2 separate regions of the Homo sapiens genome follow, and region 2 is linked to region 1. Evidence: read pairs that join two places in POLR2A ChIA-PET (ENCODE). Cell type or tissue: Panc1. All regions are shown on one strand. Each heading gives the region's core, and the rest is flanking DNA. Links, peaks and the distances in the headings are about the cores only.

Region 1 (15,976 bases), core at 3,438-11,437:
GTGCATCACGGAGGTGTTTGGAAGATGAACTGAATGAACTTTTCGACTCAAGCACACAGTGTATAGGAAAAAAGAAAAAACAGCTGGGACTGGTGGCTCAACGTCTGTAATCCCAGCACTTTGGGAGATCAAGGTGGTAGGATCACTTCAGCTCAGGAGTTCGAGACCAGCCTGAGCAACATAGCAAGACTCTGTCTCTACAAAAAATTTTGAAAATTAGCCGGACACGGTTGTGTGTGCCTGTAGTCCCAGCAGCTACTTGGAAGGCTGAGGCGGGAGAATTGCTTGAGCACAGGAGGTTGAGGCTGCAGTGAGCCATGATTGCGCCACTGCACTTCAGCTTGGATGACAGAGCAACTCAAAAAAAAAAAAAAAAAAAAGGAAAGAAAAGAAAGAAAGAAAGAAAGAAGAAAGAAAGAGAGAAAGAAACGCTTTATAAACAGATACCAGTTTAAAAAAAGTTTCAAGAAAGTGAGACAAAAGAACACCCCCTTGAAATCTTAGAGGCGAACTAGGCATCTGTGTGCCTGCCCTCAGCTGGGAAAGCTCTGGAATAGTGGTCTTGGGGCTGCCAGGGCATGGGTTTTTCATCTGGGTCAAATATGCTCCATTCCTTCTTACCCTCCAGCCTCTCCCCTCCAGAGACCTGCTTTGAGTGAAGGATTGTTGCTTTTTACATTTCCTACAGCTCAGTGTTTGGAGCTGATCATTTGTGGAAGGGAGGGAAACCTGTGTGACTGTCGCCTGTGGAGTCTTCGCAGATTTTTCAGTCTCGACTTTCATAAATACTGAAGATGAATTTATTTTCCATATTATTTCCCATGAATTAAGCCGGGAAAGCCCCTTACTACCTGATGTTTACCAGACTGAGTCAAAGAGATTTGCTATGTGGCTTTTGTGAATCTTCCCCAAGAACCCCTCAGAGCGTCGTTTCCACTGAAATCACTAAGGGTGTGTATAATTATTATAAAGGCTTGACAAGGACAAGGTTTTCATGGGCACATTCATACCCAGTAAGGCGGATCCTGCTGCGTCTTTAGCCTTAATGGCTTTATACCAGGCATCTAAATGGCTTTCCCCTTGATTCTTAAAAAGAATATACATTTCAATTAAAAAAAAAAAGTCTTAAGATGGAACCCAAGAATAGCTGTGTCATTCAATAGCTAGATGGCTTTGGCCAAAATAAATGTAATCGAAAGGTGACGATTAAATGTAAACATCCCTCCATCTTCCTTTCTCTTAACACTCCCTTTCTTTCTCTTCTCCCCACAGTTCCCCCACCACAGCAGCGGTCACAGGCACCTGCACGCACATGTGCACTCACACGCACGCACACACATACACGCACGCACACACATGCACGCACTCACATACACGCACACACATGCACGCTCTCAGTGGAAGCGCGCATCTGTTTGCCATCTCACCTTCTGCCTTGGCACGCAAGGTCAGGGAAATCTGCCGAGACTTGCAAGGCCCCGGGGTTCTCTCTGGAGAGCAAGGGAGGCTGGTGGAAATGCCCTTTCCTTTGACATATGCAAATGTTCACCTGTGGAGCCCTGCAGGGCAGGGTGTGACTTCTGGGTTCTTTAATATGCCTGGAGGATGTTTCAATTATTGATCGAAAGAAATTGTGGCTGGTAGGAAGGGCTGGGGAGTCCAGGATTCAGCGTCTCATTTCAGATTTATTTTGGTCAGGTTGATGTTTTCCTTTAATTGGTAACAAATTTTCATTTTATTATTTGAAGCCATTCTTGAGTCCTAATCCATTAAAATTTAATATCAGCAGGAAGTTGGGGTGGTTCCAAGTATTTTTGCCTTTTTCTATTTTCTGGCTGCTTTTGGTGCCAAAGCTTTAGTGTTTTAAATCTTTTAAATCTTGCTAATTCCTCTTGCCACTCTTCAGATGTGAGTGCATGTGTGTGTTTTGACTTTCCTAATCATTAGAAAAGATTCTTCTGCTAGGATGTCTTATCCCTAGATTACTGGCCTTCCCTGTTTGTGCCTTCCTGGCTTCCGTTCCTCTTCCTTCCAGAACTTCCACCTCCATGGCCTGAATAATTTCCATGTTTCCTACCCAGCCGTTCCAGAAGCTCAACTTTGGAATCTGACAGTTCAAGATTTGAACCTAGTTTTGGTGCAGTGTCTCATCCCTATAATCCTAGCACATTGGGAGGCCTGGGTAGGAGGATCACTTGAGCCCAGGAGTTAAAGACCAGCCTGAGTGGCATAGCAAGACCCCTCTCTCTACAAAAAATATAAAAATTACCCAGGTGTTGTGGCATGCACCTGTAGTTCCAATTACTCAGGAGACTGAAGTGGGAGGATCACTTGAGCCCAGGAGGTCGAGGCTGCAGGGAGCTGAGATCATGCCACTGCACTCCTGCCTGGGTGACAGAGCAAGACCCTTTCTCAAAAAACAAAAACAAAAAAACAAGATTTAAACCCCGCCTCTCTACCAAATCTCGGCCTTGTGTAAGTTACCTATCCTTTCTCTCTCCCTCTAATACATATTATATATGTGATATGTGTGTGTGTGTGTGTATATATATATATTATATATGTATGTGTGTGCATATATATATATTTATGTATATATATATTTCTAGCTTCTCTGAAAAATCTCCAAGATCTGGCTTCTGTGACTTTCCTGGGAGGCAACAATCAAGCCAAGCTGAACAGTGCTGTCCCCTTTAGATGACGTGCTCTTTGTCACCACCCTTGACCCATGCCAATATTATTGTTTCCAATTGTTGACTTATCTGAATTGTTCTGATGGCTCTTCGAGTCCAGCTGTTTCCTGACTCCTGTCTGAGCTGCGTGTTTGGGTTCCCGCGTCTAGGATGAATGAGAATGAGCTGGGAGTGGTATGACTGGGGAGGACTATACTTTTTAAGGGTCTGGCGCTTTCATGCTCTGGACCTTTGCCCTTTGCTCACTCTGTACACTCAGACTGGACTGTTCTTCCTCGGTTCTTTACTGGAGAAGTCATTCTTCCTTCAAGGCCCAGGGTAAATGGGGCACATCACACTTTGGGGTTTCTTTCTGCTCTTGCACAGCACTCAGGGAAATCCCTCCTTTGTTTGAGGCCTGTGCCTCTGCTGAGTGCTGATCTCAGTCATTTACACGTCTGCCTTCCCTGGCTTATTGCACTTTTTCTAAGGTAGGGGGTCCCATCTCATTCACCATTAGATTCCTTTTTTGCTTTCCAGCTATCTAGCCTCAAACACACTGGCTGCCATCAAGCTAAGGGCTGGGTAGACATTGGTTGAGTTGAATGGGATTCTTCAGGGAAACTCAGTTATCTATTTTCCCATTACTGACTGAGAAATAACACATAAAGAAGAGCGCTTGTTCCAGGCCCCGGAGCTCCATGAAGAGAGGGGCATGGCAAATCTGACTTCCTGACTCATGGCTTTCCCGATACTTGTCACATCATAGGAGTCCAGTAGACAGTGAATAAAATAAAGAATAAATGAGGTATTTATAACTAAGGTCGAAATCCAAGTCTCTTTATCATCCCCTTCCTAAACAAGTATGATATCCATTACACCAAATTGAATTCTGCGTTGGATGTGAATTGGCTTTCTCAAGGATGTCCTCACTGCTCCCTCGAGCTAATTAGGACATTGCATTCTATACCCAAAGAAAGGTTCTTCTTCCCATCCCTAGGAACTTCTTACAGGATTCAGATACTGCATCTTTCTATGTCTGGCCCATCCCACGCTGAGTGATGGAGAGAAGTGGAAGAATCTGTAGTAACGAAATCAGTAGAATGTCTTTCCCAGGAACTTTGATACAGAACACTGGCTCCCTTTACTTCTTAGACCTTTGTTCAGAGAAATCTTCACATCCATCTTCTCTAATTTGACCTTGCGCTCCAAAAATGAGCACAGCTTTTATTCAAATGCTATTCAGAGGGGAGAAGTTCACACGCTGGCTAGTGTCAGGTACCAAGACCATTTCCACCCGACTTGCTGCACTTCTGTTTTATAATTGGATGGTAGATAAATCTGAAAGAGAAACATTAAAGTTGAAGTGAAGTCTTAGGGAAAAGAATTCTCATTATAACAACTTCCTTAACGTATTCCGACTTGTCCATAATTGATTCAACATCCTAGGTGATGGCGTCTAAAATCGTAAATGAAAATGGAGCTTCTTACTTAGTGTATACAATATGGTGGGTTGGCCCTGCTCAGGGAAGTATTTTTGTTTTTTATTTTATTTTTTTAGAGACGGGTCTTGCTCTGTCGTCCAGGTTGAGTGCAGTGGCGCGATGATAGCTCAGTGCAGCCTTGAACTCCTGGGCTCAAGCAATCCTTCTGCCTTAGCCTTACAAGTACCTAGGACTACAGGCATGCACCACCATACACAGGGAAGTATGTCTAATGTCTTTAGCATCTAAGCTTTTGAAGTTTGTTCCAAGAACATTTTTTTCTTCCTGTTAAGGGTTGCATTGTGTCTCCTTTGCCCCACCTCCCCACCTAATACCCACCAAATTCATATGTTGAAGTCCTAACCCCCAGTGCCTCAGAATGTGACCCTAGCTGGATATAGGGTCATTGAAGATGTAATTAGTTAAGATGAAGTCATACTGAACTAGAGTGGTCCCCTAATCCAATAGACTGATGTCCCTGTAAAAAGGGGAGACTTGGATACAGAGCAGACATACACACGAGAGATGTTAAAAAAATTTATTAGGCTGGGTGTGGTGGCTCATGCCTGGAATCCCAGCACTCTGGGAGGCCGAGGTGGGCGGATCATTTGAGGCCAAGAAGTTCAAGACCAGCCTGGCCACCATGGTGAAATCTGTCTCTACCAAAACTACAAAAATTAGCCAGGTGTGGTGGCGTGCAACTGTGGTGCTGGCTACTCAGGAGGCTGAGGCATGAGAATCGCTGGAACCATGGAGGCAGTGGTTGCAGTGAGCCGAAATCACGCCACTGCACTCCCGCCTGGGCAACAGTACAAGATTCTGTCTCAAAAACAGAAAAATATTATTCAATGACACTTGGTAAGGCATGGTAAGGAAGACTATATTCAGCACCATCGTGATAGGTACAGGGACCACTGCAACCAGGTCGTGCAGTCAGAGAGACTGGGTTCAACTCCGAAAGCAGCAGGGGCAGGTGGGAATTTATAGCCCAGGAGCAGGGTGGCCAGTCAGTGGATGGAAAATTACTAAGAGGAAACATCACGGGTGAGGAGATTCTGGTTAAACTGACCTAATAGGATTCTTGCTCAAAACAGGCCAGGGTGATGGGACACACCTGGGGGTCGGTGGAGAAGGAGGAGCCCAATCAGATATCTACGGTGATCAGATGTTGAGGGGGGTTCTTGCTAAACTAGCTTAGTCGTGTTCATTGCTGAAGCTGAATCTTACACGAAAGTGCACAGACGGGCCTAGGAGAAGGATCAGGGGCCTGTCTAAAGTTTGGCCAAGCAAACTTTGTGTTCGTCAGAGAACACCCCGTGAACAGGAAGGGAGAGATTGGGGCAATGTGTCCCCAAGCCAAGGAACACCAAAGTTAGCCAGCAAACCACCAGAAGCTTGGAGAGGCATGGAGCAGATTCTCCTTCCCAGCCGATGAATGAACCGTGCAGGAGGAATGAACCATGCAGGTACCTTGTTCTTGGACTTCTGGCCTCCAGAACTGCGAAATAATTTGTTGTGTAAGCCAATCAGTTTGTGGTACTTGATTATGCCAGCCCTAGCAAACTAACGCACTACACACTTCCCTTTCATCTCCTTCTTTCCCAAACAGACTAGCTTGCAAAATGGAGGTGCTTATCTGAAGGCCTGGCAGGAGGATTCATGAGGGGAAGAAAGTTCTCGTTTCTTTGTTTCCAGTTTGGCTTCCTCTGCCAGCAGCAGGGCACAGCAGTTAATGGTGGGCACTTGAGCTAGACTTGCATCTTGGCACCATCTAGTTACTTATCTTCCCTGTGCTGCTGTTTCCCTACTGATATGAGCTGGGGAGGCTAATAGTCCTAACTCCATAGGTGTATTGTGTGGCTTAAATGAAATCAATCATGAAGCACTTAGAGGGGGCTCTGCACATAGTAAGTGCTCAATCCATAAATGCTGGCTGCTGTTCTTCTACTACCTGTGTTTTCCTGTGGAATCTCTTTCCATGTTTCTCTCCTAGGCAGGATTCTCTGCTCGATCCTGAGCCCTTCCTTTCGGCCCTTTTTCTGTGTGTATCCTTCACGGGACCCATCTGCGCAGGTGACCTGGGAAAACAGGTGAAATAGTTTTGGTAAGCGTTCTAAAAATCTGGCTGCCTGACTGGCAGCGTCTGCATGCATATTGCCTGGGAGCTCGTTAGAACTAGGGCAGGTACCAGATTCCACCCTGACTCGCTGACTGAGTGGCACTGCTGGTGGGCCCACCAATGTGTGTTTTAAGAGGTCCCTCGGTGATTCTGCTGTGTGCTCAAGTTTGAGAACTGCTGGTATAGGATGACTTTCCTACTTTTCCATACAGCAGCTTCCCCAGACATGCCTTTCTTCTCCTATCCTGCATCCCATTTCCCCAGGGCTGCCCGATATATCTTCTCACAAAATAGGGGTGGGTGACAACATTTATGCTGTTTATGCCCTGGCCTCCCAGGCTCCTGGCTGTCTCTGAATTAACGCTGCTCAATTGAGTCTAAAAGGAGAATGTCTCTCTCGGCAGGGACCTAGAGCCTCCTGAGGATGAGCGTCTCCTGCTTTCTTTCTGATTCTGGATGTAATTATCCCCCCCATATCATTCAGGGACCAAATCTTAATTTCCTCACAAGCTCAGTGTTCAGTATAGGGCCTGTGTCAGGTCTTATTCTGTCGCCCAGGCTAGATAGAGTGCAGTGGTGTGATCTTGGCTCACTGCAGCCTCAAGCTCCCCAGGCTCAGGTGATCCTCCTACCTCAGCCTCCTGAGTAGCTGAGACTACAGACGTGTTCCACCATGACCGGCTAATTTTTGTATTTTTTGTAGAGACAGGGTTTCACCATGTTGCTTAGGCTGGTCTCAGACTTCTGAGCTCAAGTGATCTGCCCACCTTGGCCTACCAAAGTGCTGAAATTACAGGCATGAGCCACCATGTCTGGCCACTCAGTAATGTTTGTTGATACAAAGGAATGGCAATTCATGGATTGCGAACATGTGGCTTAGTGCAAACTCCATCTACTGAGGAAAGTGAGGGCTGGCCATGGTATTTACATCCTTTATGTTCAGTTTGTGTAAAACCAAGGTGAAGAGAGACTCAGCTCATCGCTTTTTTCCTGGTACCACCTCCCTGGTCCTTAGTGTCCTCTCCCTGTGGGGTGTGTGGACCACCTGGGCCCTCACTTGCCTCTTGGCCTGTGATGCATGCCTGCCAGTTTCTTTCACATCATGTCCTGCCCTATTTTCACCTTAAACTTCACGGGTCTTTTCCCGATCTGTGTGCTGGTCCTATCCTGACGCGGGTGGCTGCACTGTCACATCAGGGAGTGCAGCATGAAGAAGAGAGCCTGGGGACCTCAGGGCGAGGTGTGTAGGCTTGTCTCTGCCACTCTCTATTTTTGCCTCCAGTGCCTTGCAGATGAGCCCTATTCATTCCCTACTTTCACATCCCTCCCCTCCCTCCTGTCCTCCATCTTTCGCCAGCTCCCAGCTGGCATCTCACGTGCACACATGCACGCAAGGCTGAAGGCTGTGCTGAGTCTCACAGTGGCTTTTACAAGAACTGCACTAATATTTGAACGCATAGGGCCAGCAGCTTCTTCTCCTGCGAGATTTCCACAACCAGGAGAGATGACTATTTTATAACTCTCTCAGGAGTATTTGCGTGTTAATAGGGAACACTTGATTATTGCTATGGTTTAAGTATTTTTGTTTTTTTTAAATAACAGCTTTATTGTGATATAATTCACATACCATAAAGTTCACTCTTTTAAAGTACACAATTCAGTACATCTTTAAAAAGTATATTCAGGCCGGGCGCGGTGGCTCATGCCTGTAATTCCAGCACTTTGGGAGGCCAAGGTGGGCAGACCACTGAGGTCAGGAATTCAAGACCAGCCCGATCAATGTGGCAAAACCCTGTTTCTACTAAAAATATAAAAAATTAGCCAGGCATGGTGGTGTGTGCCTGTAATTCCAGCTACTTGGGAGGCTGAGGCAGGAGAATTGCTTGAACCTGGGAGGTAGAGGTTGTAGTGAGCTGAGATTGTGCCACTGTACTCCAGCCTGGGTGACAGAGTGAGACTCTGTCTCAAAAAAAAAAGTGTATTCATAGTTTGCAGCTACCACCACTAATTTTAGAACATTTTCATCACCCCCAAAAGAAACTCATTAGCAGTCACTCCCCAGTCCCTCTTCCCCTCATGAGGTCCCTGGCAACACGAGTCTACTTTTTGTCTCTATGGGTTTGCCTATTCTGGACATTTAACATAAATGGAATCGTACAATATGTGACGACTGTTTGGCTTCTTCCACATAGCATGATGTTTTCAAGGGTCATCCATGTTGTAGCATGCATCAGTACTCCACTCCTTTTTACTGCTGAATAATATTCCATTGTATGAGTAGACTGCATTTTATTCATTCATTCATCTGTTGAGGGACATTTGGGTGTATGTATGATTTTATTGGTCTGTTTTTTTGACCCAGCCATTTGTGTGGTTATTTTACGGGGTGGGGGGATTTGAAAATTCTTTATATTCTCTTACATTCTTTGGTGAAGAAATATTTTCTGCCCCCATGATTGACTTACCTTAGAGATTTCCGTTCTCTGAAATTGACCCGGCCATTTAAATAAAATCTAATCTGCAGGGGGAAAAAGAAGCTACCCAGTCAGGCTCCATTCACCTTGAATATATATCTCCTTTTCATGGACCTATGCGTACACAGCAAGCATCAGCTTATTATGTCACATATTTTGTTATTGACTCTGACATTCCCCTTGTGTATTAACCACATCTCTCTCTCTCTTTTTTTTTTTTTGAGATGGAGCTTTACTCTTGTTGCCCAGGCTGGAGTACAATGGCGTGATCTCATCACCGCGACCTCCGCCTCCTAGGTTCAAGCAATTCTCCTGCCTCAGCCTCCCGAGTAGCTGGGATTACAGGCATGCACTACCATGCCCGGCTAATTTTTTATTTTTAGTAGAGACGGGGTCCCTCCATGTTGGTCAGGCTGGTCTCAAACTCCTGACCTCAGGTGATCCACCCGCCTCAGCCTCCCAAAGTGCTGGGATTACAGGTGTGAGCACTGTGCCCAGTCACATCTTTTTTTTCTGTATTTTAACGCTTTGATGTCTGGGCCTTGCTGACCCTCTGGTAGGTTAGCCAGTTCCTAGAAGCAGTAGACAGCTGGCTCTCCAGTGTGCTTTTCAAATGCAAACCAACCAACCCAGAGCCCACGACTCCACCACTTCCTTTGAAGGCTCTCACTCTAGGCTGTGGTCTCACACTCTAGGCTGCGGTCTCACACTGTAGGCTACGGTCTACCTGCCCTAATCATCCTAGAGTCAGGTACCAGACGATGAGGGACAGCCCGTATGTCCCAGAACCCACCCAAATTATTCCAACTCACCAGTCCCAAGACTGTGTTCTCTCCCTTGCCCCCACTTTTCCCTCTCTCACGGCCTCTTAAACCACCCTGGGCTTCCCCGCATGGCCCTTTTATAGTGTAGCTCGCCCCCTCCTCTTGGGGCTGTGAATAACCAACTCTCTTTTCAATGACAACCCTCTCCTGATCTGGTGGCCTTACCACACCCAAACAACAAAAGTTAATAAGACACCTCGCCCTCACACACTGCCAGAGCTTTGATTGCTGGTGTGACGTCACAATTGTACATTCATTCATCCCAACAAATGTTGTGCTGATATCTTTTATTTTTGGGGTTGTGTTTTTCTTTTCCTTTTTAAAAAAGCTCCTAAATTCTATGACTTCAAGGGAGCATCAGAGAAAAGTAATTGTGATTTCTGTACACTTGGTAAAGCAAAAACTAGACTCACACAGCCACCGCCCTGGGACAGCCTCAAGCTGCTCTTCTGTGCCTGCTGCCCTTCAGGGGACCCCACTGGGATACCCACTCCATGGTCAATGGCTGTCCCCAGGCCCCCCCACTCCTCCCCACACACACACACCTGCAGGGCTGGGCTGGGGACCTTAAGGTGTTTTGTCTCCTGCTGCTTGCCAGGTGGTGGAGCACAGAGGCCAGAAGCCCAGTGCCCTGTGCTGATATCTGGAACTTGCCTTACAGTAGCTTATATTTTCCTGAATACTAGGAAACTAACACTTTATTTTTAGCATTGGATATCACTTGTCAAATTGTTTTTCTCACTAGTTTTGTATATGGATTTTATTTTTTACCATCTCCAACTTCTGGTGGGAACTAAGACTTAAAAAAAATCATATGCAAAGCATCTTTTATGAGACTACATCTGTGCCTTCTAAGGAGAGGTGGCAATGGTCTGTATTTTGATTTAACTTGGGAAGGATTGACTGGTGTTCTTGCAAATGCACCTGTCTATAAATGGTCCCAGCTTCTGTACACAGCCGGGAACTCATTCCATTGAGCCGAGTGTTTATAGATAATAGAGCTTTATTGTGGTAAAAGAAGTGAAGAGCTAATATTTTTATCTTATTTGAATAATTGTATCACAGGCTCTAGCACATGTCAAGCTTGGCACCATTAACATTTTGGGTCAGATAATTTTTTATTGGAGTTGGGCGATGGGAAAGCTGTCTTGCGTATGTGGGATTTTTAGCGCATGCCCGGCCTCTGCCTACTAGATGCCAGTGGCACCCCACTCCTCCAGTCCTCCGTTAAAACAAGAATGTCCCTAAACATTGCTAAACTCCCTGGGGGATGAGGGGGAAGTGGTGGTTGTGGTGGCAAAATCTTTCTGGGCAACCAGGATTTCTAGGGTCATAGGAACCTTGCAATCCAGCCACGTCCTGCGTGTGGAAAGCCCCCTACCTGGCAGTCCCTTGGTGGTAGGGGTGAGGCATTAATGAACGGTGTGTGGACACCTCCGCAGGAGCTCTGACTCCCTCTGCCTGGGAGAACTTGTTTCATTGTAACTTTTCTGCAGTTGAGTTGCTAGTACTAGCTGCTGCAGCCCCTAGGATCTCTCTTGCCCCTGTGGTTGGAGTGGCCCCAGAGTTGTGAGCAGGGGAAAGAACTGGATCTAGCCGGCACTGAATGGTACAGGGATTAAAGTGGGAGAGCTCTGCCCTGTGGGATGGAGTCCTGGAGCCAGGTTTCCCCTGTCACCTGGGGATGCGGTTACAAATCTCGGTCCCCCAGCTCTGACCAGGGCTGGATGAGCTGCTAGGCAGGCCTGGCACCTGCTTGAAGCATTAGTAGTGCAGAGGCACATGTGGGCATGCTTATGCACACACGCTAGAAAATGGTCCATTGCGGAAAGACAGCTATTCAAACTCCATATCCACTGTATGCGTATCATGTATTGGATAACTTAGGACATTAGAAAAATCATTTCCTGGCCAGGTGTGGTGGCTCACGCCTGTAATCCCAGCACTTTGGGAGGCTGAGGTGGACAGATCACTTGAGGTCAGGAGTTTGAGATCAGCCTGGGCAACATAGACCACAAATACAAAAAATTACCCAGGCGTGGTGACGCACACCTGTAATCCCAGCTACTCGGGAAGCTGAGGCGTGAGAATCACTTGGGAGCAGAGGTTGCAGTGAGCCGAGATCACACCACTGTACCCCAGCTTGGGCAATAGAGCGAGAGACTGTCTCAAAAATAAAAAATCAAAAATAATTTCCTGGTTTGGTATTGCTTTACATTTTGAATTATATGAGAATACTATAGCATATAGTAGGGCCTCTAGAAAGGTCCACATCTCTGAGGCGGGCCTGGGGTTCTGCATTTTCAGTAACTCCCCAGTTGATTTCTTTCTTTCTTTTTTTTTTTTTTTTGAGACCTATTCTCAACTGTTGCCCAGGCTGGAGTGCAGTGGCACAATCATAGCTCCACTGCAGGCTCACTGCAGGCTCACTGCACCCTCAACCCCCTGGGCTCAAGTCATTCTCCCACCTTAGCCTCTTAAGTAGCTAGGACTACAGGCATGCGCCACCAAGACTGACTAATTTTTTTTTTTAATTTTTAATAGAGATGAGGTTTCGCTATGTTGCCCAGGCTGGTCTTGAACTCCTGGCTTCAAGCAATCCTCCTGCCTCAGCCTCCTGTGTAGCTTGGACTACAGGCTGGTACCACCATGCCTGGCTAATTAAAAAATTTTTTTGTAGAGACAGGGGTCTCACAATGTCACCCAGTTGGTCTTGAACTCCTGGACTCAGACGATGCTTGTACCTCAGTCTCCCAAAGTCCTGGGGTTACAGGCATGAGCTACTGTGCTGGTCACCATGTGATTCCTTTCTTCCCCCCATAAACGAGCTAACAAAGGAACCGGGTGATTCTTATGCATATCAACACTTTGGGCCCATGGCTTCAACTGCAGGAAACTTACAGTGGGGCTTCCCTGAGACTCCCAGGCCCCGCCCCCTGTGTTCTGCCCCAGCTGGGTAGGGTTCTCTGCTGGTGCACACGTGGCTTCCTGGGATTTCACTTCACTGCTCATCTATGTTCCATTTTTTCTGTTCTTGTTTTCTGGAACTTGCATTAGACAGGAGACCTCCTGGACTGATCCCCTAACTCCCCCTCGCCACATTTTCCATATCACCTTCTCTTGGTTTAAGTATTTGTAAGCATGTTTGTTAAAAATGTTTATTTTGAACTTTTCTAGTACAAATATATTACATCCTTATTACAGAAAATTTGGAAAACACAAAAAAGGAAAAGTCAGGCAAAACAAAGCCCAGGACCTCACTACCCAAGACTGCCACAGTGTCTTCTCATGTGTCTCTTTCATTCTAGTCTATTTCCTTTCCTTTTTAAATTTTTTTTTTTTTTAAATCAAAGACCTACATGCACATGGCTGAAAAATCAATGAATACCAAAAGGCTTATAAAGACAAACATGATGCTGAGTGCAGTGGCTCATGCCTGTAATCTCAGCACTTTGGGAGGCTGAGGGGGTGGATCGCCTGAGGTCAGGAGTTCGAGACCAGCCTGGCCAACATGGTAAAACCCCGTCTCTACTAAAAATACAAAAATTAGCCAGTGTGGTGGTGTATGCCTGTAATCCCAGCTACTCAGGAGGCTGAGGCAGGAGAATCGCTTGAACCCGGGAGGCGGAGTTTGCAGTGAGCCAAGATCATGCCATTGCACTCTAGCCTGGGCGACAAGAGCAAGACTTCATCTCAAATAAATAAATAAAAACATTAATCCCCTTTCCCATTTCTCTCTATTCTTCATTCTGCTTCCCAGAAGGCCCCTGTCTAGTGTTGTGGGAAGTCAGGGACCCCAAACGGAGGGACCAGCTGAAGCCATGGCAGAAGAACGTGGATTGTGAAGATTTCATGGACATTTATTAGTTCCCCAAATTAATACTTTTATAATTTCTTATGCCTGTCTTTACTGCAATCTCTGAACATAAATTGTGAAGACTTCATGGACACTTATCACTTCACCAATCAATAACCTTGTGATTTCCTGTGCCTGTCTTTACTTTACTCTCTTCATCCTGTCAGTTGAGGAGGATGTATGTCGCCTCAGGACCCTGTGATAATTGCATTAACTGCACAAATTGTAGAGCATGTGTGTTTGAACAATATGAAATCTGGGCACCTTGAAAAAAGAGCAGGATAACAGCAATGTTCAGGGAACAAGAGAGATAACCTTAAACTCTGACCACAGGTGAGCCGGGCGGAACAGAGCCGTATTTCTCTTCTTTCAAAAGCAAATGGGAGAAATATTGCTGAATTCTTTTTCTCAGAAAAGAACATCCCTGGGAAAGAGAATACGTGCCTGGGGGTGGGTTTATAGACAGCCCCCTTGGGTGTGGCCGTCTTCTATGGTCGAAACTGTAGGGGTGAAATAGACCCCAGTCTCCCATAGCACTCCCAGGCTTATTAGGAAGAGGAAATTCCCTGCCTAATAAATTTTGGTCAGACTGGTTGCTCTCAAAACCCTGTCTCCTGATAAGATGTTATCAATGACAATGGTGCCAGAAACTTCATTAGCAATTTTAATTTTGCCCTGGTCCTGTGGTCCTGTGATCTCGCCCTGCCTCCATTTGCCTTGTGATATTCTATTACCCTGTGAAGCACGTGATCTCTGTGACCCACACCTATTCGTACACTCCCTCCCCTTTTGAAAGTCCCTAATAAAAACTTGCTGGTTTTGCAGCTTGTGGGGCATCACGGAACCTACCAACATGTGATGTCTCCCCTGGACGCCCAGCTTTAAAATTTCTCTCTTTTGTACTCTGTCCATTTATTTCTCAAACTGGCCGACGCTTAGGGAAAATAGAAAAGAACCTATGTGACTATCAGGGCAGGTTCCCCGATAGTCTAGGATGCTGTGGTTCTTTCTTCTGTATGTTGTCCATATTTCTAAATAATAAGCTTATATTATTATGTTCTTAGTTATCCATCTCGGGTGCAATCTTTTGGTTTCCTGTGGTACTTGAGGGCTCACCTCCCTCATACCACTCCCTTGTCCTCTCTGCCCTTCTCTCCCCACTGCATCCTTCCAACATGGTGATATCACAGCTGGGGGTTAAAGGATACTCAGGCCTCACTGTTGCCTGGCCAAATTGTACAATATTTTACTTTTCCTGCAGGCAATAATTATATCTTTTTTTTTAACTTTTGTAGTTTTCTATGGATCTACCACTACACAAGGATTTTTTGGTTCCTAAATACTTCAACAGATCTTTCCAACAAAATATCCTGTAATGGTTTTTCCAAATGCTCAGATCACACCGCCTCAGTCCCATGCTTCCCAGATGCCCAGGCCCCAACCCCTGTGTTCTGCTCCAGCTGGGCGGGGTTCTCTGCTGGTGCACATGTGGCTTCCTGGGATTTCACTTCATTGTTCATCTATGTTCCATTTTTCTCTGTTCTTGTTTTCTGGAACTTGCATTAGACAGGAGACCTCCTGGACTGATCCCCTAACTCCCCCTCCCCACATTTTCCATCTCACCTTCTCTTGGTACAACTTTCTGGAAGATTTTTTTTTTTATTAACATTTCTTCCTTGAGATATAATCCGGAAGATTTTGTCAGCCTTATCTGATAAGCATTCTATTGAATTTTTAAATTTCAGCTGCCACATTTTTACTTTGTAAGAGTTCTTTCTTTTACCCTGTTTGTTCTTATCTGAACTGCTCCCTCAGTGGCTTCCCACATCTGTCTCTCTATATAAACACACACACACATGTGTGTGTGTATATACATATATACATATATATGTGTGCATATATATGTTAATACCTTGTAGAAGTTTTAATCTGTTCCATCCATTGATTGTGTTTCTCCCTGTTCTTTTTTTTCTGATTGCTTTATTCATTTACTTATCAATCAAATATTTATTGAGTTCCTTTTATGTGCCAGGTATTGTTCTAGTTGTTGAGGATATAATAGTAAGATAAGGTTCTCTGTCTTTATGAAGGTTATAGTCTAGCTAGGGAAAATAATAAACAAATGAATTATATTATGGCTATGAATAAAAATTAGGCAGGCGAAAGTGTTTTTTTTTTTTTTTTTTTTGACCACTGTCAGGAAAGAAGGTGTTGTTTTCAATAAAGTGTTCAGAGAAGATGTCTCTGTCTGAGGCTTCTTTACTCTCATGTCTGCCACCTGGGCTGGGAGGACTCATGTGGCTTGGGCTTCCTCACAGCATGGCAGCTGGGATCTAAGAGGGAATGTTCTGAGAGCAAGGTTTCCACAGAACTAACTACAAGGCCTCTATGGGTTATAGAAGAGTCACTAAGGCTAACCCAGATTTAAGGGGAGGGGAATCAGACTGTCCTTTTTGATGGAAGAGTGGCAAAGTCACATTGCAGAAGAATGTAGGTGGGAGGAAGTATCTCAGATGTCTTTGAAAAATACAATGTGCCCCACATTGT
Region 2 (15,976 bases), core at 5,139-13,138, 250 kb before region 1:
ACTCCACCTGTACCTCTGCCACTCCAGGCAAATTAGTCTGTCCTGTCAGGACCTGCTTGGACTGTTCTTTCTATTTACATTGCCACTGTGAGGTTGATTCCCTTCTTCAGGATGGCTGAAAAGATCAGTTGAGATCTCCTTTTGAAAATTCAGGGGGCCAGGCGCAATGGCTCACGCCTGTAATCCCAGCACTTTGGGAGGCTGAGGCGGGTGGATCACCTAAGGTCAGGAGTTCGAGACCAGCCTGGCCAACATGGTGAAACCCTGTCTCTACTAAAAAATACAAAAACTAGCCAGGCGTAGTGGCAGGAGCCTGTAATCCCACCTACTCGGGCGGGAGAATTGCTTGAACCCGACAGGTGGAGGTTGCAGTGAGCCGAGATCGCACCATCACACTCCAGCTTGGGGGACAAGAGCGAGACTTCATCTCAAAAAAAAAAAGGGAGGTAGTCCAGGCACAGTGGCTCATGTCTGTAATCCCAGCACTTTGGGAGGCCGAGGCAGGAGGATCACTTGAGGCCAAGAATTTGAGACCAGCCAGAGCAACATAGCAAGACCCTGCTTCTACAAAAAATTTAAAAATTAGTGAGGTGTGGTGTGACAAGCCTGTAGTCCTAGCTGCTCAGGAGGCCGAGATGGGAGGATCACTTGAGTCCAGGAGCTATAATCACACCACTGTATTCCAGCCTGGGCAACAGAGTGAGACCCTATCTCTAAAAAAAAAAAAGAAAAGAAAAAAATATCAAGGAAGTAGTTGTTTAATAGGTATAAAGTTTTAGATTTTCAAGGTAAAAACATTCTAGGGGTCTGTTTCATGACAATATAAAAGTGAATTACTGAACTGTACACTTAAAAATGGTTAAGGTCCAGGCCAGGCTTGGTGGCTCTCGCCTGTAATCCCAGCACTTCGGGAGGCCAAGGTGGGCAGATCACGAGGTCAAGAGATCGAGACCATCCTGGCCAACATGGTGAAACCCCGTCTCTACTAAAAATACAAAAATTAGCTGGGTGAGGTCGCGCGCGCCTGTAGTCCTAGCTACTCAGGAGGCTGAGGCAGGAGAATCACTTGAACCCAGGAGGTGGAGATTGCAGTGAGCCGAGATTGTGCCACTGCACTCCAGCCTGGGCGACAGAGCGAGACTCCATCCCCACCCCCGTAAAAAAAATGGTTAAGGTCCAGACACATGCCTTACAACTGTAACCCCAGCACTTTGGGAGTCTGATGTGACAGGATCACTTAAGCCCAGGAGGTCAAGGCTGCAGTGAGCCATGATCATGCCACTGCACTCCAGCCTGGGTGACAGGCTGAGATCCTGTCTAAAATAATAATAATAAGAAGTAAATAAAAATAAAAGTGGTCAAGATAAGTCAGGCACAGTGGTGTGTATCTGTATTCCCAGTTACCCAGAAGGCTAAGGCAAGAGGATCACATAAGCCCAGAAGTTTGAGACTATAATGTACTATGATAGCACCTGTGAATAACCACTGCACTTCAGTCTAGGCAAAATAGCAAGACCTCCTCTCTTTTAAAAAATGGTTAAGACAGTAAGATTTATGTGTTTTTTACCACAGTTTTTTTTTAGAAAGAAAAGTTTCTAAAAATTCAGTACAGAGGCTCCAACAGAACAGAAGAAACCCAATGAACCGGGACATACATTGATAAGTTTGTGAAGGGGATCAGAATATGCCACCCCCAAATATACCACTTTGGTATAAGGAATATTTTGAGCTGAAGGCAATTAAGAAATAGTGGACACAGGAAGAACTTTTGCTGTCTTCCTTTCTGCCTAAAACCAGTGCATAAGTTTCCCTTTGTACAGGTAACACAGGTTTCCATTTATAAAGATATGTTTCTCTCTAGTACCAGGAGAGGAGAACAAATTTAACCACCAGACTATCTTATCACTGGAGATGACACTGAATTGAGTCTGCATAACAAACTTGGGAGCTTATTTGGAGGTTCTAAAAGGGGAGCACAGCTACTCTTATACCCTTGACCAAGACCAGTCCTTCTTTATTGGGGATGGTCATCCTCTTCCACCAAGTGTGCACTTCGAGAGGGATGCACATGGAGTGGTGAGGGAGGAAGGGGACACCCGCCTAGACATCCAGATCAGCTGAATCAACCCTGGCAATCAATGGGGTGAGAGATGTCACAACCAGACCGCCCTCACATCCTGCATAACAAACTTTACTTAACAAGCCTTGTCTACTATACATTTCCTAGTCACCTTCCCACAATTTACTGCCCCTAGAAGCCCAAACCACCTCACTTTCCTTTGTCTAGTCACTTCTCTACAATTTATCACCCTTTGTTAAAATGGTATACAAGCTCTGAACTGCTTCTTTGGGTTTTTAATTCTTTTCTGTGAAGCCTCTGTGTGCTCGTGAAATAAATCTTTTTTCTCCTGTTAATCTGTCTTTTGTCAGTTCAGTTTGCAAGCCCCAGCTTCCAAATTTAAGAGGGTACACAGGAACTTTTTCCTCCCCTACATTACTTTGATGTCTCTGTGTACCATTGCAGTGGTGTATCTATGCTGGCATCTATAGTAGATCAATTTTTAGTACTCTCTTTTTCAATATGACCAGAATAATTTCAGTAATATCATGAAATGAAACAAAAACTGCAGATGGTGAGGTGTTTTTTGTTTGTTTGTTTGTTTTAGAGTCTCCTTCTATTGCCCAGACTGGAGTACAGTGGCATGATTGTGGTTCACTGCAGCCTCAATGTCCTGGGCTCCGTCTCACATCTCAGCCTCCCAAGTAGCTTGGACTACATGCATGTGCTGCCACACCTGGCTAATTTTTACAGACAGGGTCTCACTATGTTACCCTGGCTGGTCTTGGACTCCTGCACTCAAGCAATCCTCCTGTCTCAGCCTCCCAAAGTGCTGGGATTTCAAGTGTGAGTCACCACACTGAGGCATGAGCTACCACAGAATTTTTTTTTAATTGAACCTCATAATATATAATTGTGCCAGGAAACTAAATTAAAAATAAATGAGTAATATATATCCACAGTACAAAAAAAGAAAAAATGGACAATGATTTCCTCACAGTTTTTATATCTAACAAATTTGACCATAGAGCTCTTGGTTACAGTATGACATAATAATATTTTATGCAAATAATTGTCCAGCAATTAATAACTAAATTTTAATAAAACTGAAATGTCTGCAGAAGGTACAATTCAGGCAACTAGTAAATCACGTCATTGCCATAATGCCTTTACTTCTTGATTCAGTTTGTAGTTTTAAAACAGAGCATTAAAAAAACTTTAAAAAATTTTTTTCCTTCCTCTTTTTTTTTTTTTTTTTTGAGACAAGGTCTTGCTCTGTCACCCAGGCTCCGGAGTGCAGTGGCATAATCACACCTCACTGCAGTCTCAAAGTCCCGGGGTCAAGTGATCCTCCCACCTCAGCTTCCCAAGTAGCTGGGACTACAGGTACAAGCCACCATGCCCAGCAATTTTTTTTTTTTTTTTTGTAGAGACAGTCTCACTATGTTGTCCAGTCTGGTCTTGAACTATTGGGCTCAAGTGATCCTCCTGCCTCAGCTCCCAAAGTGATCATTTTTTTAAAATAACTTTTAGGCCAGGCATCATGGCTCATGCCTGTAATCCTAGCACTTTGAGAGGCCGAGGCAGGTGAATCATCTGAGATCAGGAGTTCAAGACCAGCCTGGCCAACATGGCAAGACCCTGTCTCTACTAAAAATACAAAAATTAGCTGGGCGTGGTGATGCATCCCTGTAATCCCAGCTACCGGGGAGGCTGAGGCAGGAGAATCACTTGAACCCGGGAGGCGGAAGTTGCAGTGAGCCGAGAGCATGCCACTGCACTCCAGTCTGGGTGACAGAGTGAGACTCCGTCTCAAAAAAAAAAAAAATTAATGTAAAAAATATCCAAATTCAGCCAAAAATTTCATCTATGGACTAAAATTTACAATTGCCAAAGGAAAAAAAAATAGTACACCTTGAAGCACTTTTTGTTTCACTGTTTAAAATTTTAAAAAACTAAAAATTCCAAGAGAGAATATGGAATAAAGAAGTTGAAATGACAAGTTCTGCTTCTTTATTTTGCCATGGTTGTGCTATCATTATGTATTTTAAATCTGTTGTTTGAATGCAGGCACATGTAGATCACAATGGGAAAATGCAAGCTGTGCCAGTGTTTTGGAGCCATTATCAACTTAATCTCAAGAGAAAGCATATCTGAATCAACACATGGCATCGGGGCATCTTTATAATTGGGAGTTTTTTCAGTTATCTTCAATGTAAAATACATTGTCTATTAAAGAGAAGTAACAAAAATTAAAATAAGAATACTTAGCTTTTATGTAAAATACATTGTCTATTTAAAAGTAGATTATACATATTCATAAAACTACAGCTCATTATAATCACAGTAATTGTTCACAACTGAAACCAAAACCAACAAGAGGTCTCTTGAGGGGAGGAGTATTTCATCATTGACTTGAGAATTGCTGGCACATGGTGCCAACAAAAAGCAGAAGGGCTTTAGTTGGTTTTATTATCGTTTTTAAATTCCCTACAGACAGTAGTCCCTTTATTGCCTATACCTAGGTGGACTGCTCCCTACTACACGGCCTTTCGTCATACTTCCATTCCATAGTTAAGCTCAGCAAGGTTGGTTTTGTTAATTCCATAATGCTTTATAATGCATTCAGGTTTTACTAGGGAAACACTGGGGATTCATTTTCTTTTAATGAACAAATCTAAAGCTCCTTATGCAGTAAAAATAAGCACCCAGTGACTTATTCTGCATATTCAATTTTCCTAAATGGAAGAAACTCAATAGGAAAAGAATTAGAAAAAGATACAAAAATTGAAAGTGTAAATTGCTGGAGGATCCAGACAGTGTCCATGAGTGAGGAGGACAGAGGAGAAAGGTGTGGAGCTGGGATGCAATGCCCTGCCAAAAGCGGGCAGGTGGTGCTGGGAGTAAGCCACTACGCAGACACCTCGAACAGTATCCCTGTTGGGACATGGGCCCAGTGTACCCAGATCTGCTAATTTTTTCATGAGGAGCCGATAATCTAGATGGCTAAGATTTCTGACTTCTAAATGTTGGAAATTAATTCAAACTCTAGAAAACACTGCTTCACAAACAAAACACATTCACAGCTGCAGTGAGCCCCCAGGCTACCAATTTCCTAATGAAAAATGCAAAAGTAGCAGCTGAACAAGTTTAAAGAGGTTGAGAAAATATGCTGTCTTATCTGATCCTTTTCCTTTCCTAAAATGTGGCATTTTGGAAAAATCCAGATACACTTACATCATAGCCACAATTATCTGCAGTTTAATGAGAAAAGTAGCATAATTAGAGTAGGTAATTGGGAGTGACCTGAATGTCCACAGCAGCCCTTTCTCTTAAATCAGGGCCAACAATGGTGTCACCCAGATGCTGTTGACTAACTGATGTACAACAGATTTACTTAACCACTGGCAAACCACATTTCCTTTTCCAGGGCAATAACTTAAAATATTATGTATTTCCCTTTGTTGCAAAGAGAGGAAATACTTCTTCCTAGACTCAGGGCAGCTGTGACCCGTCCTCCCAGAGAAATCATTAAACCACAAGGATTCAGACAGAGCCCAGAGCCCTGAAAACTTTGGCCACGCACTTTCCCGCAGCAGCCACAGGCACCGGCAACTTCAGAGAGGTGAGTGCTTGCTTTGCCCCCCAAAGCTTCACACCCCGCGCATGCCTTGTGTCTGAGCCAGTATATTGTAGTTAAGAAAACCAACCTAAAAATGCTTTGTATCTGGATCTCTTTTGAATTCGTATTTGGCATATTAAAAGTGAAGGTTTATTCAAATTAGAGATAAAACAGAAGCTGTTCCCCACATTTCTACAGGTAATTAGAACTTCGGAAATCTTAGTGGAAAAGATGGAGAACTAAGTCCTCCGCAGACTTTCCCACTAAGTATCCTCAAGAATCACTTTCTGCATCGGGCAAAACAGAATTAGAAGCAAGAATCTAGACAAGGCTTCGTCCTCATTTAGAAGCCTTTAAGAATTCTCTGCTTTAAGTGGATGAAAACGTCCCTGTATGGCTGGGTTGCCATGGTTCCTCGCTGTGACCCCCAGGGCTACTGAGCCTGCCATGTGAGTCCATTTCAGTCTCTGGAAAAAGCTTTGTGTGTCTCCAGCCTCACAGTTTAACCAAGTAAGGGCCTCCTAAGTCTAATCTCCAATGTGACTACCCTGAAGAGCCAGCCCTAAGAAAGGCATTTACACAAGATAGTCATCACCCTGTATGACAGGAGGAAAAAAATTGAAGTGTCTTTGTTTTTCATAAATCAGCTTCTTTGTAAGAAAGTGTCCTTTTGTATATCTCTCTTCCAATGCTTTTGTTCCGGATAGATTTTTTTTTTCAAACAACAACAAAAAGATTAGAATGATCACTGACAAAAATTAATATGACTTGATGATATAATATTCTCCCAAATGTCTATTTCTAAAATTTCTATCATCAGAGTTTTTAGATGTTTGGGAGAAATGTGCTATTTAACGTCATGCAAGAAAGAGAAAGAATAATGCTAACCTTAATGATATCAAAAGATGAAAGGCCAAGTTGGCAACCCCAATTTTTCTCATGGGGTTGATGGGAGGGGAGGGGATGACCCACTTAAAATCGCCCAAACCTTTCTCACTATTAAAGCTTCATTAGATTAATATAAATCTTCTCTTTTACAATGTAATATCTTCAAAAGAACAGTTTTCTAATAGTGATAGTTCAAGCATTAGTGGAGAAATGCTATTTGTATGAAATGGGAGATCCTAGTCCCCAGAATAATATGATAGCGGCATTGTGTATCTTCCATCTCTGAGCCCAGTTGGCCCTATAGACCTGCTTGCACACATTCTTCTGTCAAAAACCTGTTGAGACCAGGCATGGTGGCCCATACCTGTAATCCCGGCATTTTGGGAGGCTGAGGCAGGAGGATTACTTGAGCCCAGGAGTTTAAGACCTGCCTGCGCAATACAGTGAGACCCTGTCTCTATTTTTATTTCGAGATGGAGTCTTGCTCTGTCGCCCAGACTGGAGTGCAGTGGCACTATCTTGGCTCACTGCAACCTCCACCTCCTGGTTCAAGCAGGTCTCCTGCCTCAGCCTCCCAAGTAGCTGGGGACTACAGGTGCACGCCACCACTTCTGGCTAATTTTTGTATTTTTAGTAGAGACAGGGTTTCACCATATTGGTCAGGCTGGTCTTGAACTCCAGACCTCAGGTGATCCACCCACCTCCACCTCCCAAAGTGCTAGGATTACAGGCATGAGCCACCGCACCCAGCTCCTGTCTCTATTTTTAAAAATAAAAATAATATGAAAAGAAACCCCTTGAAATACTAGCCATAACAGCCTTCAGAAAATTTGCAAATGGTTTTTTAGAAAGTGGCAAAACTGTCCAGAAATCCTTCTACCTGGCAGAAGTTTTGCTATCCCTTCCCCTCATACACTCAATTCTATAAATATCTCTTCCAATAAGGAGATGGATAGCCCAATGGTTAAGTTTCTTAAGATAATGGTATTTGAAGTCAGAACGTCTGGAGCCAAACCCCAACTCTGCCACTTACACAAAAGGCTCTCTTAATAGATCTCCAATTAACTGACCCACCAGCTTAACCAATGCACCAAACAGCCTGGCTGGTATCTACTATACCCTTAATGCTCAGAGGTGGCAGGTGGCTTATCTCTAGTACACCTGAGCACTTCAGCTACTTTTGCATAACAGATCAACTGCAAGTCATGCCTTAGGGTGTCAAAGGGAAGCTCTTCAAACATACCTCAAACTATAAGGCACATTTGCAGAGATATTTTATTTATTATTCCTTTTATTTATTGTTTCTTAGACTAATTTCAAAGCTAAGCAAGCATATGTTTTAATTGTTTTAGGTGGTGGCTAAAACATAAAAATGCTTACACTTTCCTGGGTTTCAGTGTGTACTGTGCTTAAACTATGCGTGGCACATAGGACAATCCTTGATCAATGTCATTTCTCTTGTCGCTTTTCATATTCTTTGCTACTCAATGGTTCCTGCTCTATAGCCAAAAATAAACTCATGTAAAGTAACCAAAACTTCCTGAGATTCTCCTCAATAATGGCTTTTACAGATGAAATTGTGATTTTGTGGATTACAGAACATAGTATAGACTATAGTAAATACTAATACTGCTAACGCAAAGGAATGGAAACTAGCAGAGCTCTACTAAGTACCCCCTTCACTGACGACATCTATTCATCCGGTCTCACAAAACACTGAAAAATATGCCAAGATTGAATCAAGGGATTGCGGGTAGGTGTGGAAGCCTATACATTCTTATAGGGCAGAGGGATATTTGTAGTTTGAAAAAGTGCACCCCCTACCCCCGACCTCCACCGTGAGAATTCCTGCTTTAGATTTCCTAGACTTGGTCTTTAACAGCGGAAAAAAACAAAATCCTGTGCTTCTCTGGCAGCTGACCTTTCATGGCCTAACAATGTGCAATTTCAGGTATCACATGGTTGAGCTGAAGTTAGACCATACAAAAATAAAGATAGCGGCCAGGTGTGGTGGCTCACACCTGTAATCCCAGCACTTTGGGAGGCCGAGGCGGGCGGATCACGAGGTCAGGAGATCGAGACCATCCTGGCTAACATGGTGAAACCCCGTCTCTACTAAAATACAAAAAAAAATTAGCCGGGCGTGGTGGCGGGCGCCTGCAGTCCCAGCTACTCGGGAGGCTAAGGCAGGAGAATGGCGTTAACCCAGAAGGCGGAGCTTGCAGTGAGCCGAGATCGTGCCACTGCACTCCATCCTGGGCAACAGAGCGAGACTCCGTCTCAAAAAAAAATAATAATAAAAAATAAAATTAAAAAAATAAAGATAGCTAGCCGTCAGAGGTAAGCTCACCACATCAAGGCATGCCTACCTTCAAGCTCCATGCTTCTCATCCCTTGAATTTATGAATTCTGAGTCCTGCCTCAGGTACACAGATGTGCCCACATCTGCCAGGCCCACAAATGGTGACCAGGGATAAAAATCAAACCTTTAGGCCGGGCACTTTGGGAGACCGAGGTGGGTCAGAAATTCGAGACCAGCCTGGCCAATGTGGTGAAACCCCGTCTCTAATAAAAATACAGAAAAATTAGCTGGGCATGGTGGCGCATGCCTGTAATCCCAGCTACTTGGGAGGCTGACGCAGGATAATTCCTTGAACACGGGAGGCGGAGGTTGCAGTGAACCGTGATCACACCACTGCACTCCAGCCTGGGCAACAGCGAGACTCCGTCTCAAAAAAAAAAAAAAAAAAAAAAAAAATCAAGTCTTTAAGGCCAGGCGTGGTGGTTCATGCCTGTAATCCCAGCACTTTGGGAGACTGAGGCGGGTGGATCACCTGAGGTCAGGAATTCAAGACTAGCCGGGCCAACGTGGTGAAACCCCGTATCTACTAAAAATACAAAAATTAACCGGGCGTGGTGGTAGGTGCCTGTAGTCTCAGCTACTCCAGAGGCTGAGGCAGGAGAATCACTTGAACCTGGGAGGCGGAGGTTGCAGTGAGCCGAGATTGTGCCATTGCACTCCAGCCTGGGCGACAGAGCGAGACTCCGACTCAAAAAAAATAAATAAAAATAAATAAACGTTAAAATTCACACTTAACCAATATGTGATTCCATCTCTTCACTATCAGGACACACTGAATCACAGAAAGTAAAATCTCCTGATGAGCCTTATACCATGCATTCGAAGAACATTCCATCTCTGCTAATTTAACTTGCCTTTTCATAAGCAAAAGCCTACCCAGACAAAGGAGGGCTGGGTGACCCCCATCCATTACCGATTTTCAGTCTGCAGCAGAACAGCTAGTAGCAGTGGTTTCCATTCAAAAAACAAACTTCTTACACAAACATAGGCTGGTCGAAAGAATTAATTTGTACAGTATGTTCATTGCTTACTTTTCTCCAGGATTGCATGATGAATTTTTATGGAGGGGGGTGGGGGAAGGGAAGAACCACATTCAAAACCCAACATCATTCTTCTCTACACTGTCATTTCAAAAGCCAGATAAAAGTGGAATGAGGAATGCAGCCGTTCTGAACACCACCCTCCATTTCATTCTGGAACCGGGAAGGTACACCCAGGCATGACAATAGCTTCTCTCCTCACAGAAATTTAACTGGTAAGTGCTTTCCTGTTTGTTTTCCTCAAACTGACACATTTACAGTGGACCTGATGAGGATTCCTGCAGATGATTTATTTACAAAACAGCATTTGACTAACTACCAGCTGGCAAAAAAGGAAAAGGACTCCTGATCGTTTACAAAATGCTCTGTCTGCAGATTCATATTTTTGGTCTTGGCAAAAGTGTTTAGGGACGATCCTACAGGGTTCGCTACAGCTGCTGATTAATCCTAAAACACTGCAAGAGAGAAAATGAGCATGTTGCTGGGGTGGGCGGACAAAGAACTTTCAGTAATTTTCTCAGCTTTTACCTACATAATTACAGCTCATAAATCTGTCTTTTAAGGAGTTGTGATCTAGAAATAGTCAAACATCATTTGTGGAAGGCTCACTGTTGAGAAACTAGTAGAAAAAAATGGTACTCCGAGATGAAAGCTGATATTGCCCTCTTTAGATTACAAGGTGGGAAAAAAGTTATAAATTGAGTTGTAATGCAGCTCCCCGCCACTGGCTCCCCATTTTTACGATGAAAGGCTTGTGGTTTGTTGGGCCTTCCCATTTGTTTGTTGTTGTTGCCTTTTTGAATCTCGCTATCAATTTCTTGTTAGAATAATTGGTATCTGGGCTCTCCCAACAAGGGGTAGATGGCTAAATGCAGGGAAGACTGTGGGAGACAAGGGTTCAGCTATTCAATTATTCCTTTTCTAGTCAGAAACTGTGAGCACCAATTGTCTTTTATCTTTTCCTCCAAAAGAAAGCTGATGAAAACCAAATCAAGTTTGATAACAGGACTTTCACTGGCAATAATGCTCTTAAATTGCCTTTTTCACTTAAGGCAGACTCATTCACCCAAGAATCCACAAACCTGTTGTTAAATTAATCCGATGGTAATTTTGTCTTGTTAAAAAAAAAAAGGCCAAGGGACCTTTCCTGGGTCTCAAGTTATAAGTAATTATTCTTAGTGAATAATTCTCATCATATTTGTACATCTTCCAGACACTAGATTATTATGTTTTTCATGGCCTATTTTATGATTTTATCTGATTTAAGTCATTTAGTTTATAAAAGGTCATACATTTTCTGTTACTTGACTGCTAATTGTCATGTCCCTGAGATAAATATTTAATAACAGATCATGTTAACCAGAATGATAATCATGTAAAAAATAAATGAAGTAGAAAAGATTGAATATGCAAAACTGATAATAGATGTGTTACTCTGATGGTGAGATTATAGATGTGTCAGGGAGAAAAAACTTCTCCTGTTCCCTCTTAGATTTGTTATCAGGCACCAGCAAATGAAATTGACAGAAGAAAGATTAGCAAGAGAAAACAAAATTTAATTTTATGTATGTAGATATGGGCGTTCCCAAGTAAATGTGACTCAGAGGTTGCTGAGTGAGCTATGATTGTGCCACTGCATTCCAGCCTGGGCAACCAGAACCTAACCCTAGCTTAAAAAAAAAAAAAAAAAAAAGTGACTCAGATGGGTAGTTAGAATTTAGGGCTTATATGCCATCTTTTTTTCTTTTTCTTTTTTTAATGTGTGTGTTTTTTTGTTTTTTGTTTTGTTTTATATATGCCATCTTAATAGGAGAATAGGAGAAATGGAAGAGAAGGGCACTTACGGGAAAACAAGTGATTTTTGGAAACATAAATGGGTCCTTAGGAGAACAGACTGGTGATATGATAGTTTTAGTGACAGTAACTGTTCAGGCATGGTGTGGAGACTTCTCATCTCTGGTGATAAGATATGGCCAGGAGTTCGAGACCAGCCTTTAGTAGAGACTCTGTCTCTACTAAAAATACAAAAATTAGCCAGAAGTGGTGGCATGTGCCTGTAGTCCCAGCTATTTGGGAGGCTAAGACAGGAAAATTGCTTGAACCCGGGAGGCGGAGGCTGCGGTGAGCTAAGATCGTGCCACTGCACTCTAGCCTGGGAGACAGAGCAAGACTCCGTCTCAAAACACAAAACAAAACAAAAAATAACTGAATGAATTGGGTATAGTTCCTCCATGTTAAGTGCTTTACGTAACTGGATACAGTGGAGACCAATATTCAACCAAAAGTGATCGCTATAAACACATAAACTATCATCATTATGAAAGTGCTTGAGGAACACTCGTGGGTGGGTCAGGCATGGGATAAAGGCAGAGTTAATCTGAAAAAGAAAGGAAAAGAAAAGCCTTCATGGAGAATGAGTTTGAAAGGAGGTAGACAACCTGGCAGCTTGAAAAAGGTGGAGAATCCAAGCAGGAATATATATGTGCCTGCTTGAATTTTCATTAGGACCAAATTGTCCCTAGGCATGAAAAATAATAAAATACAAAGTTGAATTGACGTTAAATCATTGAACCTAGAAAAAAATAGCATATAGATATGATATCCTTAATTTTTCACAAAACTTTCTCTTTAACGGTTTATAATGATAAACCTCTAATTGAGTGGAAAAATCTGGCAATGAAACATTTTACTTAATTGTATAAGTGAGAGTTGACAGAGCTTTTTCTTTATTCAGTTGTGCCATATAAAAATGCTATTTGCAGGCCGGGCACGGTGGCTCATGCGTGTAATCCGAGCATTTTGGGAGGCTGAGGCAGACTGATCACCTGAGTTCGGGAGTTTGAGACCAGCCTGACCAACATGGAGAAACCCCGTCTCTACTAACAATACAAAAAAATTAGCCCAGTGTGGTGGCACATGCCTGTAACCCCAGCTACTTGGGAAGCTGAGGCAGGAGAATCGCTTGAACCTGGAAGGCGGAGGTTGCAGTAAGCCAAGATTGTGCCATTGCACTCCAGCCTGGGCAATAAGAGTGAAACTCTGTCTCAAAAAAAAAAAAAAGAGTAAAAATGCTATTTGCTATTCACAATAGCAAAGACCTGGAATCAACCTAACTGCCCATCAATAATAGACTGGATAAAGAAAGTGTGGCTCATATACACCATGGAATACTGTGCAGCCATGAAAAGGAATTAGATCATGTCCTTTGCAGGGACATGGATGGAGCTGGAAGCCATTATCCTCAGCAGACTAATACAGGAACAGAAAACGAAACACAGGGCCAGGCATGGTGGCTTAGGCCTGTAATCCCAGCACTTTGGGAGGCTGAGCAGGCAGATCACCTGAGCCTGGCCGACATGGTGAAACCCCGTCTCTACTAAAAATACAAAAATTAGCCAGTCATGGTGGCGCACACCTGTAGTCCCAGCTACTTGGGAGGCTGAGGCACGAGAATTGCTTGAACCTGGGAGGCAGAGGTTGCAGTGAGCCGAGATTATGCCACTGCCCTCCAGTCTGGGTGACAGAGTGAGACTCTGTCTCTGAAAAAAAAAAAAAGAAAGAAAAGAAAGAAAAGGGCCGGGCGCAGTGGCTCACGCCTGTAATCCCAGCACTTTGGGAGGCCGAGGCGGGTGGATCATGAGGTCAGGAAATCGAGACCATCCTGGCTAACACAGTGAAACTCCGTCTCTACTAAAAATACAAAAAATTAGCCGGGCATCGTGGCGGGCGCCTGTAGTCCCAGCTACTCGGGAGGCTGAGGCAGGAGAATGGCGTGAACCCGGGAGGCGGAGCTTGCAGTGAGCCGAGATCATGCCACTGCACTCCAGCCTGGGCAACACAGCAAGACTCCGTCTCAAAAAAAAAAAAAAAAAAAGAAAGAAAAGAAAACCAAACACGGCATGTTCTCACTTATAAGTAAGAACTGAATGATGAGAACACATGGACACGTGGGGGTAACAACACACTGGGGGCATGTGGGAGGGCTAGGGGAAAGAGAGCATCAGAAAGAATAGCTAACGGATGCTGGGCTTAATACCTAGGTGATGGGTTGATTCGTGCAGCAAACCACCCTGACACACATTTACCTATGTAACAAACCTGTACATCCTGCACTTGTATCCCAGAACTTAAAATAAAAGTTGAAAAAACAAACAACAACAAAAAAGTGCTTTTTTTTTTTTTGGAGACAGAGTCTTACTCTGTCACCCAGGCTGAAGTGCAGTGGCTGCGATCTCAGCTCACTGCAACCTCTACCTCCTAGGTTCAAGCGATTCTCACACTTCAGCCATTAGAGTAGCTGGGATTACAGGCGTGTACCACCATGCCTGGCTAATTTTTGTATTTTTAGTAGAAACGGAGTTTCACCATGTTGGCCAGGCTGGTCTCCGACTCCTGGCCTCAAGTTATCCAACCACGTCAGCCTCCCAAAGTGTTCAGATTACAGGTGTGAGTCACCGAGCCTGGCTGTGACCTTGACCATTTTTGATCTAACAAAATGGCAGTTTCTTATGCTTTGACATAAAAATGGATCAAAATGTAATAAAAATAGAAGGCTGGGCCTAATGGCCCACACCTGTAGTCCCAACACTTTGGGTGGCCAAGATGGGAGGATTGCTTGAGCCCAAGAGTTCGAGACCAGCCTGGGCACCGTAGTGAGTCCTTGTTTCTACCAAAAATTTAAGAATTAGCCAGGCATGGTAGTGCATGCCTGTAGTCCCAGCTACTTAGGGAGCTGAGGCAGGAGGTCCTAGTTACTTAGGAAGCTGAGGCAGGAGGATTGTTGGAGCCTGGAAGGTGGAGGCTGCAATGAGATGTGATCATGCCACTGCATTCTAGCCTGAATGACAGAGTGAGACCCTGCCTGGAAAAAAAAAAAAAGTTACATATATTTATATATGTAAATATTTGTCTCATTTTATATAAATATTTGTTTTGTGTATTTCTACACATTAAAACCATAGTAAGCATAACATTTGTTTGTTTATTTTTGAAACATGGCTCTCTCTGTTGCCCAGGCTGGAGTGCAGTAGTACTATCACAGTTCACTGTAACCTCGACCTTCTGGGCCCAAGTAATCCTCCCACTTCTGAGTAGCTAGGACTCTCAGGCATATACCACCATGCCTGGCTACTTTTTCGATTTTGTAGAGACGGAGGTCTCATTATGTTTCCCAGGCTGGTTTCAAACTCCTGGCCTCAAGCAATCCTCCCATCTCTGCCTCCCAAAAGGCAGGGATTACAGGCATGAGCCACCACACCCAGCCTAAACATAACATAGTTTTGTTGATTGAGGAAGCACTTCCTTCTTCTTTCACGAGACATTCATTGAGCACCTACTGAGCACTCTGCTCCTTGCTGAGATATAAGGATGAGTAAAAGTTATTCCTTGCCCTTGATGTTCTTAGTTTAGTAAGGGAGATGAGCACCTTAACAGATTATTACTCAGAGAGACTGTGTGTGCAGGTATTAAGAAGGAAGGCCCTGCCTGGGTGTGGTGGCTTACGTCTGTAATCCCAGCACTTTGAGGGGCCGAAGTGAGTAGATCACCTGAGGTCAGGAGTTCGAGACCAGCCTGACCAACATGGAGAAACTGTCTCTACTAAAAATACAAAATTAGCTGAGCATGGTGGCACATGCCTGTAATCTCAGCTACTTGGGATACTGAGGCAGAAGAATCGCTGGAACCCAGGAGCCAGAGGTTGCGGTGAGCCGAGAACACGCCATTGTACTCTAGCCCAGGCAACAACGGCAAAACTCCATCTCAAAAAAAAAAAAAAAAAAAAAAAAAAAAAAAGGCCCTGAGGTCAGACAGACCCAGATGTTTAGTCTGTTCTTCACCACTTTTGCTAAGTGCCAAAGCTCTCTTAGCCTTGTAGGAATAATAACAGTACCTCCCAGGATTCTTGTGAGAGTTAAATGTGACAATGCATGTGAAGTTGCTTAGCATTGTACCATACTTAACAAGTACTCAGGAAATGCTGAGTATTACTATATGTGTTAAGTGCT

The links. ChIA-PET counts read pairs that join two places held together with the same protein. Peaks named below come from ENCODE experiments on the same cell type or tissue, not always from the same donor. Only the 100,000 strongest peaks of a DNase experiment are listed, where the experiment ranks them.
Region 2: POLR2A ChIA-PET joins it to region 1 with 5 read pairs; 2 of 35 experiments call an interaction of 5 or more read pairs at or near these places.

Annotation. Positions count from the first base shown.
Region 1 is chr2:205,951,389-205,967,364 of GRCh38, reverse strand. No RefSeq gene overlaps it. Among named protein-coding and RNA genes, the nearest start is that of INO80D-AS1, 130 kb to the left of the region's middle. In Panc1, for the core only: no CTCF peak of the experiment used is centred there; no DNase peak of the experiment used is centred there.
Region 2 is chr2:206,207,517-206,223,492 of GRCh38, reverse strand. CMKLR2 (chemerin chemokine-like receptor 2) reads left to right here and starts at 10,122. Exons shown (of 2, transcript NM_001389445.1): 1 at 10,122-10,186. All of the region lies in intron 1 of CMKLR2-AS (CMKLR2 antisense RNA), which reads right to left. It also overlaps the pseudogene RN7SKP200. In Panc1, for the core only: no CTCF peak of the experiment used is centred there; no DNase peak of the experiment used is centred there; H3K4me3 peaks cover 296 bases; H3K27me3 peaks cover 394 bases.